Linked DNA regions of Homo sapiens: region 2 is linked to region 1. The links are chromatin loops, found by intact Hi-C in ENCODE. Cell type or tissue: PC-3. All regions are shown on one strand. Links, peaks and the distances in the headings refer to the core of each region. The heading gives the core; the rest is flanking DNA.

The links. A loop is a pair of places that touch in the nucleus more often than their neighbours do. Peaks named below come from ENCODE experiments on the same cell type or tissue, not always from the same donor. Only the 100,000 strongest peaks of a DNase experiment are listed, where the experiment ranks them.
Region 2: it touches region 1 in a loop (2.9-fold over the local background); 3 of 110 quality-filtered maps call a loop at or near these places.

Annotation. Positions count from the first base shown.
Region 1 is chr10:52,799,990-52,804,391 of GRCh38, reverse strand. The region is part of intron 2 of LOC105378306 (a long non-coding RNA gene); the gene reads right to left. The region is part of intron 2 of LOC105378307 (a long non-coding RNA gene); the gene reads left to right. Among named protein-coding and RNA genes, the nearest start is that of MBL2, 29 kb to the right of the region's middle. In PC-3, for the core only: no CTCF peak of the experiment used is centred there; a DNase peak (open chromatin) is centred at 2,251; H3K4me3 peaks cover 796 bases; H3K27ac peaks cover 1,773 bases.
Region 2 is chr10:52,862,398-52,866,799 of GRCh38, reverse strand. No RefSeq gene overlaps it. Among named protein-coding and RNA genes, the nearest start is that of MBL2, 92 kb to the right of the region's middle. RefSeq lists an enhancer at 1,694-2,455. In PC-3, for the core only: no CTCF peak of the experiment used is centred there; a DNase peak (open chromatin) is centred at 2,189; H3K27ac peaks cover 1,831 bases.

The sequences.
Region 1 (4,402 bases), core at 293-4,292:
TATTCCTGTTATGTTACTTTGATTATATTTATTGAAATGAAATTTTAGGGTGTTAAAATACAATATTTGGGGCTTGACTTTTTATTTCTTTATTTTTAAAATTTTTTCTAATAAGGCATTTTACAAAACTGTCAGTCTGGAAATTAAACAAATTAATAAAAGATTCTTCACACATAAGATACGAGAAGCACTGCTCTAGATCTTATTATTCCTCCATAATTTTCTCTGAGCTGTGAGATTCTGACCAAACTTGATGGTGAAAAAAAAATTGTAGTAAGGACACTGGAAACTTTCTGGCAATGCAAATTCAACAACATAAATCGTATTTTATTTTCTTCAAATAAGTAGTTTTCTCTGAAGTTTCATAATAATTCAGGTAATAGTTATTTTCTGTTTGGTTGTTTTTGTTTTTGTTTTCCTCCTTCCAAGCCCAGAAAATCCACCAATTGGAAGGGGAGGACTCTTTTCTTCCCATCCCACTCATGAGAACAGTGAAGGTAATGTCCACAGGACATGTTCCTTACAGTCCCACCTTGTTGGACCCCACTCGGTAATTTGGAGTCTTGTGATCGTGATCTGGGAAGAAAGGGCAACAGCTTTCCAGGTGAAGGTGCAGGGAAGAGTTGTCTCCTTGGAGTCCAGGATGGGAGCCTACTGCTTGCTGGGAATCTCAGCTGGTGAAAAGGATGCAGGGCAAGTAGTGGTTAAGCATGGTCATTTGAGCATCAAGGTGAAAAGCTGCTTCTAAATTGTAGGGACCAGATCCACACAGCGATCTCTCCAACATGGGTGGAAAAGGATGTTCTTGGCCACATTAATCACACCTCTCTCCAGAAATCCAGGCACCAGGAATTAAGCCAAACACCAGATGAGGGCTCCCCATGTGCTGTTAAGAACTGCAGCCTTCCTGCAGGAGCATCAGTAGACCCAAAAGGCCAGAAAACATCTTCCTGAAGCCCCAAAAAACAGAAGCCTCAACTGTCTGCCCTTTCTATATTCCTGAACTGTAGAATCTTTGAGCATAATAAAATGGCTGTTGTTTTAGCCAATTCAAGATGATTTATTATGTAGCAATAGTAACTAGGACATACCGATGTTTGTGTTAAAGTCAGAGGAGCTTTTAAAATTTTTCAGACCATTGCAGATGTTATATTTATCAATTTGCAGTAAATATCAATATATCCAGATCCGTACACATTTTACTAAATCATAATCTTTATACTAACTTTCATTTATTTGAAATGTACATATCACTAACGACACATTCCACAATATATGAATGTTGTTGAAGATTGGAGCTTTTCCTCATCCATGTTTATTATTTTAAAATTTACTGTACATTTCAAAACTCTGTATTGTTGCTTATTACCAACTTACTAAGGATAATAATTGCAGACATTTTACTTTGTGAAATTTTAATGTTTTTATATTAAAATAATACGTTTGAACAACTGTAATAAGAACTCTAGTGAAAGCATTGGTTTAAATTACTATAATATATCATAACTATAAGTAAAATAGTTCTATTTTAATTATGTCAACTGTAATAAAGGAACTGTCAAGCAGTGCAACTGTAAAAAGAGTAAGAGTTCATTTGCAAATGGAAAGCAAATAAAATAGTGCATTGCATTCCAGAACTAAATTCACATTAGAAGTATGTTGTATACATATTTAAGTGACATACTTAAAGCCTTAACATCTAAGTAGAATAAAAAAGTACTTGACTTGACATCTTTGCTTACCATCCAAAGTAATGATTTTAATATTTACTTTTTTTCTTCAAAATTGGTAGATATACATCCAGGAGTAAGTGAATGTGGTAAGGCTACAGTATTCTATTAAACTGAGTCATGTAATTAAATGTATTTTATAATACTAATGAACATATATTCCATCTTTATATAGACATATACATATGTGCATGTCTATATGTGAGAGATATATTTGTTAATTATGTCACTTCACAATAAATGCTGGACAGTTTATTTGTTTAACTATGTCCATTTAGAAGATCCAAGAAAATTTTGTTGCTGACATTAATCTGTAGATTTCTTATTTTTTAATTTTTAAGTGAGAATTGTATGTGTTAATATCAAGAGGATATTGTATTCATTCATTTAAGCCTAAAAACACTTTGCACATATCTTCCCCTTTTTAGTTAACATTCACTCTGACAGGGAAATCTTTGGATTATGATTAATCTGCTCTGAATTCTTTAGGAGAGTAGTTTTACAATAATATCTCTGAGTCATTGCTTGGTGGGGAAAGTTACTTGGTTTATGAGTATTTCTTAGGAATACACATGTTTTCTGTTTTTCTGACCAATGGGATACGTTTTTCTATTGGGACACCAATTAAAACATTGTGCTTGTCAACAAAACTCAGATTATTCTTAAAAGAGAGAAAAAATATAAGTCCAAACAACTGAGATAGAAGCTAGGGTTATCATTAGTAAAGAAACTGTAGCCACTCAATTAGCCAGAAACTAAGGATGCTTGGTAATTTTTGTGGTTGCATAGTGTCCTTTTCCCGATATTTAGACATGATTGCAGAGTGGTGTTGTTTATATCTTGTTTGGCCACAGTCACTTGTGGCCTCTGATTATTGATAATATTCTGAGGAGTATTTCTGGTCTGTAAGAAGCAGTATAACATGTTGTCAGCTGTCAAGACTTTTTTTTTTTTTTTTAACTTCTCGAGTTTTATAATTCCAAGAACATAGGACTTCACTAGTATTCAGGTGTTATACATTCTTTCCCCACCTCACCCCCAGGCCACTGTTTATTATGGATTATTAGTCAGAGAGAGTTTCATCAGATTTCATTATCTATAATTTCCCAAGTCAATCTCTGAAATAAAAGCAATTACAGTTAGAAAGTTGAAAGCTCAGAAGCATTCAGGATGTATTTGAGGAACTCAGAGTGTTGGTTGGGGGATTGAAGCAGGAATATAATGGGTAGGAGGCAGGACTAAATTGCAGCTCCCAATCAGATGGACAGAGCAGCATGTGGAGACTCACATCGTGAACTTTCACTCCAGTAACTACTGCACAAACATACCGGGAAAGCTAAGAGAATCTAAAGACCCTTTGAAGGAAGTGGATTGCTCTTGCAGGCCACTGGAGACAGCCGGAAAAACTCAGAAAGCAAAGGATGTAATCTCTTTGGAGTTCTAGGGCCCCATCCACCACCTGATCCTCCCTATGCTACTGCAGTTGATGCTGTCTTGAAAGCACCACCTCCTGGCAGGAGGCCAACCAACACAAAACTAGTGCAAGAAACAAAACTACAACTAAGGACTCTCACAGAGTCCATTTTACTTCCTTGCCACCTCCACTAGAGCAGGTGCTGCTATCCATGACTGAGAGACCTGAAGATGGTTCAAATCACAGAACTCTGTGAAGACACCCAACGGTACCAGTCCAGAGGCTGGTAGCTCAGCTGGGTGGCTGGATCCAGAAGAGACATAACAAACACTACAATTTGGCTTTCAGGAACCCACATCCCTAGGAGAAGGGGGAGAGCAACACATCAAGGAAGCACCCCATGGGACAAAAGAATCTGAACAGTAGCCCTTGAGCCCCAGATCCTCTCTCTGACATAATCTACCCAAATGAGAAAGAACCAGAAAAACAATTCTGGTAATATGACAAAACAAGGTTGTTTAACACCCAGAAAAGATCACACAAGCTCACCAGCAATGGATCCAAACCAAGAGGAAATCTCTGAATTGACAGAAAAAGAATTCAGAAGGTCAATTATTAAGCTAATCAAGGAGGCACTGGAGAAATGTGAAGTCCAACTTAATGAAATCAAAAAAATGGTACAAGATATGAAGGGGAAAATCTTTAGTGAAATAGATAGCATAAGTTAAAACAAAACCACAACTTCTGGAAATGAAGGCGACACTTAGAGAAATACAAACTGCACTAGAAAGTCTCAGCAATAGAATCAAACAAGTAGAAGGAAGAACTTCATGGCTCAAAGACAAGGTTTTTGAATTAACCCATTCCAACAAAGACAAAGAAAAAAGAATAAAATAATGAACAAACCCTCCAAGAAGTTTGGGATTATATTAAATGACCAAGCCTAAGAATAATGGGTATCCCTGAGGAAGAAGAGAAATCTACAAGTTTGGAAAACATATTTGAGGGAATAAGCAAGGAAAACTTCCCCAGCATTGCTACAGACCTAGACATCTAAATACAAGAAGCTCAAAGAACACCTGGGAAATTTATCACAAAAACATCATTGCCTAGGCAGTCATCAGGTTATCTAAAGTCAAAACAAAGGAAAGAATCTTAAGAGCTGTGAGGGAAAAGCACCAGGTAACTTGTAAAGGAAAACCTATTAGATTAACAGTAGATTTCTCAGCAGAAACCCTACAAGCTAGATGGGATGAGG
Region 2 (4,402 bases), core at 253-4,252, 62 kb before region 1:
TGGAAAACTGCCCAAGTTTCAGATCACTGTGGGGCTGAAATAATAAGAATAAAAGCCTTATTTAAAAGAGACGCTAATGACAAAAATACTTTAGTGACTTCCTACCTCCTTTTTTTTTTTTTTTTTTTTGGGATGGAGTCTCGCTCTGTTGCCCAGGCTGGAGTGCAGCGGTGCGATCTCTGCTCTGCCTCCCGGGTTCATGCCATTCCCCTGCCTCAGCCTTCCAAGTAGCTGGGACTACAGGCACCCGCCACCACGCCTGGCTAATTTTTTCTATTTTTAGTAGAGACGGGGTTTCACTGTGTTAGCCAGGGTGGTCTTGATCTCCTGACCTCATGATCCGCCCACCTCGGCCTCCCAAAGTGCTGGGATTACAGATGTGAGCCACCGTGCCTGGCCCCACCTCTTTTTCAACATTAGAAACATTACAGTTGAGAATAAGCATAGGTTTTTATGAAAATAACAGAAACAGTTACAAATTATGTCCCATACAGAAATGATTCACTTCCATCCTGCAACCAATTCCAGAAAATGTTTATAAAATGAAGTAGTACTATCTCAAAGTACTCTGAAGTAGCTTCCTCATATTGGGACAGGCCTTAGAGCACACACATTTTCTGCTCTCCTGGCACACAGAAGTCAGCGTTCACACTTCGCGTCTCCACTACGGTGTTTCTCTCCTGTGTGGTCTGGGTAGAAGGTACCAGGAACACAATGCCCCAGCAATGTTGCTTCTCCTGGGGAGATAACAGATTTCCAGCCTGAAATGGAACGATGGTACAATGGTACAAATGGTACAACGAATGGGGAATTGCATTAGTGTTCTAGTTACTTGGAGATGAAGTTTTGTGTATTTTACTTGAAATATGTTATTTCTTCTCTATCATGTTTGCCTTTATTATAATTCTATTAAATAACAATTATTCATTGATTCAGAAAGTACATAGGTAGAAACAGTAATTTTTTTTTTTTTTCTGGAAAGCAATTGTGTGTTTACAAAACAGTGGGTGCCTTTTACGGTGCAGAGGGGTGGGTAAGAGCAGGATGGCTAGGAAGCTACAGCACCTATGCTGTTACAAATGCAGCACTTTCAGGTGGCTGGAGGAATAGATACCACTTTCCACTTAAGACACGTATTTTCTCAGTGGGAAACCAGGTAATAAGACAGCATATACTGAGCTTTAGAACAGAATCCTTCTCATTCCTGCAACCACCCCATAGTTGAAATCACAGTTCTGGAGCCCGACTGTTGCGTCCAAATCCCAGCTCTACTCTTTAGTCAGGAGGCCTTGTGCAAGTGATCCCTTGAGATCTGTCTCCCTGTGGCAGAACAAGGACAGCCACACCACAAGGCAGTCGCTGGGCCGGGACCCCTGTCCGAGGTGGCGCTGGGCTTGAGCTCCATCTCCCTGGCTCATGCGTGTCTGCATCACTGCCAGTGGTGACTGCGTGCTGCTTGGGAGACAGCGCTCAAGCTGTCTCAAAATACCATGGTGAGAAGTGGACATTCACAGGCAGAAGCAGGGCCAAGGCACCAGTCTGGTCCCTGTGAGACTTTGGATGCACTGTGAACTTTGAGAAGGGCAGTGGCACAGAGCTAGGCCTTTCTGCTCTCCTGGCACACAGAAGTCAGCGTTCACACTTTTCTTCTCCACCACGGTGTTTCTCTCCTGTGTGGTCTGGGTAGAAGATACCAGGAACACAATGCCCCAGCAATGTTGCTTCTCCTGTGGAGATAGCAGATTTCCAGCCTGGCTGTTGCCAGCGGGGCTCCTGCCCTTGCCTCGTTGATCAGCAGATACTTGCTCCTCAAGGGGAAGGGGCAGTTGGTCCTTCTGAGCCATGCTTCCGACCCATGTGGAGGGCTGATCTCCTGCCCGGCTCTCACCACAGCCCTGGGCCTGCTTTTCCTCTGGCCCTGCACAGAAGGGCTTGATCCACTGGCCTTACAGACACACCACCACATAAGGCTAGAGTCAGAATGAAAAGCCAAGTCTTTCAACAGCAAAAATGGAACTAAGATATCAAAGGTCGCCCATGCTGCTGACTTGCTCTTGCAGCAGGTCTGACCTTGGGAGGCGATGCCGTGTGACTTCCTTTCAGTCCACCACAGCTGCAGCCCGGCCCCTGAGGAGGAGCATGTTGTTGCAGGCCTTGTCTAGCTATTCAGGAATGTGAGCACAACCGCATGTGGTGCTTTGCCCCTGGGATCCACGCTAGTTGTGATTCCTGAAGTGAGTAAGCCCTAAGTCACTTAGCAAAGAAACAGTAAGCATTTAAAGATATTAACAAGCTGCCTGCATAATTCTTAGGTTTAAATGGCCAAGGGTGCATTGGAGAGCTCCTTCTGTAAACAACTCCAGCTTCTCACATTTTGGTAGCTACAGAATCACAGCTTCTGAGCCATTGAATTCACTTCCAGATAGCACTAGGGTGCCAGTGCATAAAAATGGAAGAAGAAGAAAATGAATAAAAATGAAATGTTTCACCAGATTGCAGCAAGTGAAAATAAGGCTAACTCCAAGCTTCATAGGATCTTAACCATCTCTTTTCCTTAGGCTGCTGAAATGAGAGCTGTGCATGAGCTTACAAACTATTGACATTACTCTCTAGCATGAACTTACAAATGCACATTAGCTGCTGCAATGACACTGTTTTTAAAATAAAAGTCAGGATAGACTGGTAAAGGATTTTTTCCCTTGATTTCTGAGTTTACTCATAGGAAAAGTGTTATATAGGCAAAAAAAAATCACATTTAACTCTGTACATTTAATGAATTTATTATGAAAATAGTGGCTATCTGGACAACCAGGATATGTGATGTCTATCGCCATACAGTGCCCTGTGGTGACTTCTCAGTCACCATTGAAGTAACCACTGGCCAACAGAAGATGAGAAATGTCATTACTACAGGCATGTACTTCTGTATGCCTTCAGTTGCAAGGCAAACCCAACTCAAAGAAATTGAGTTTCAAAGATTTCATAAACCTTGAAATTATAATGCTGAAAGTTATACAATACTGTAACTATTCACAATGAGGAAGATAGGTAATGTTTAAGGGAAAAGACAACTTACTGCTTATTTACTACTTTGTGTTTTAAAGTTGTTTCTCATGTCTATTAGTCCAAATAAGCCAGTCTCCTGGGCAACTAAACTTCAAAATTCCCAATGTCCTAGTAAACTGGGAAGATAATGTGATGCAGTATCCTGTGTTAGGTTCTTATTAAGGGTTGGACTAGAAGAGCGTTCAGTGCTTTGATATTGCTGGTAAAAGGCTCAGATATATTATTAAATCGTCTTTAGATGGAAAGACCAATGGTGAAACTATCAAGAGCCAACAAGAAAGCTTTGAAGTGACTGCTTTTTTTCTAGAGTTTCATTCAGCTTCAAAGAATGTCAAAAATCAGAAAGTGTGAAATTTATAAGAATTAAACTGATGATTAGCCCCAGAAGAATATCCCTCCAGTTAAAATGTCCTTCCAACCAAAAGGTTTTGCTGTCTTAGATTTTTCACTGTAACTGCCCCATCTGTTACCTACCTAATAAATGCTGATATAGTTTTCATTCATGTGATTCAGAAAATAAATATGAAAGTAAAATTTCTCCTAGTTTTTAGGAAAGAGCCAACAAACTAATAGAAAACTATTGCCTCTATCATTCAGACATTTCATTAGCTCTTTTTAGAAAGAAACTGGAGAATTACGAAAAAAAATTTGAACATGTGTAGTCACATGAATATTCTAAACAAGGTTTGGAATCTTGAAAAGAGCCAAGATACTCACCAAGTGATCTAGTACTGAAGTATGGTTCTTAGAACCTAAGCTAAAACAAGGCATTCTACCAGAGGCATGAGAAGAAGGAAAAGCTAGATGAACAGAACCTTCAGCGAAGAAGACTGAGAGCCAATACGAGGCCAAATGGTATCTATGGGAGACAAATATTATAACCAAGTGCCAGGCAGAAGAGAAAAATATTATAAGACTAGAGTTAGCAGAAAAGTAAGTGTCCTAGGAAACTGTTTTTAATGACATTGAAAGGTCTTGAATATAAATGAGTCAAGGTGCCTTTAAGTTGTGATTAGAACAAGTGATACTTTGCTCTTAAAAAATCACATAGATTTTTGACAAAGATCTGACAAAGGTCTAATATCCAGAATCTACAAGGAACTTAAACAAATTTACAAGAAAAAAACAACCTCATCAAAAAGTGGGCAAAGGATATGAAGAGATACTTCTCAAAAGAAGACATTTATGTGGCCAACAAACATAGGAAAAAAAGCTCATCATCACTGGTCATTAGAGAAATGCAAATCAAAACCACAATGAGATAACATCTCACGCCAGTTAGAATGGCAATCATTGAAAAGTCAGGAAACAACAGATGCTGGAGAGGATGTGGAGA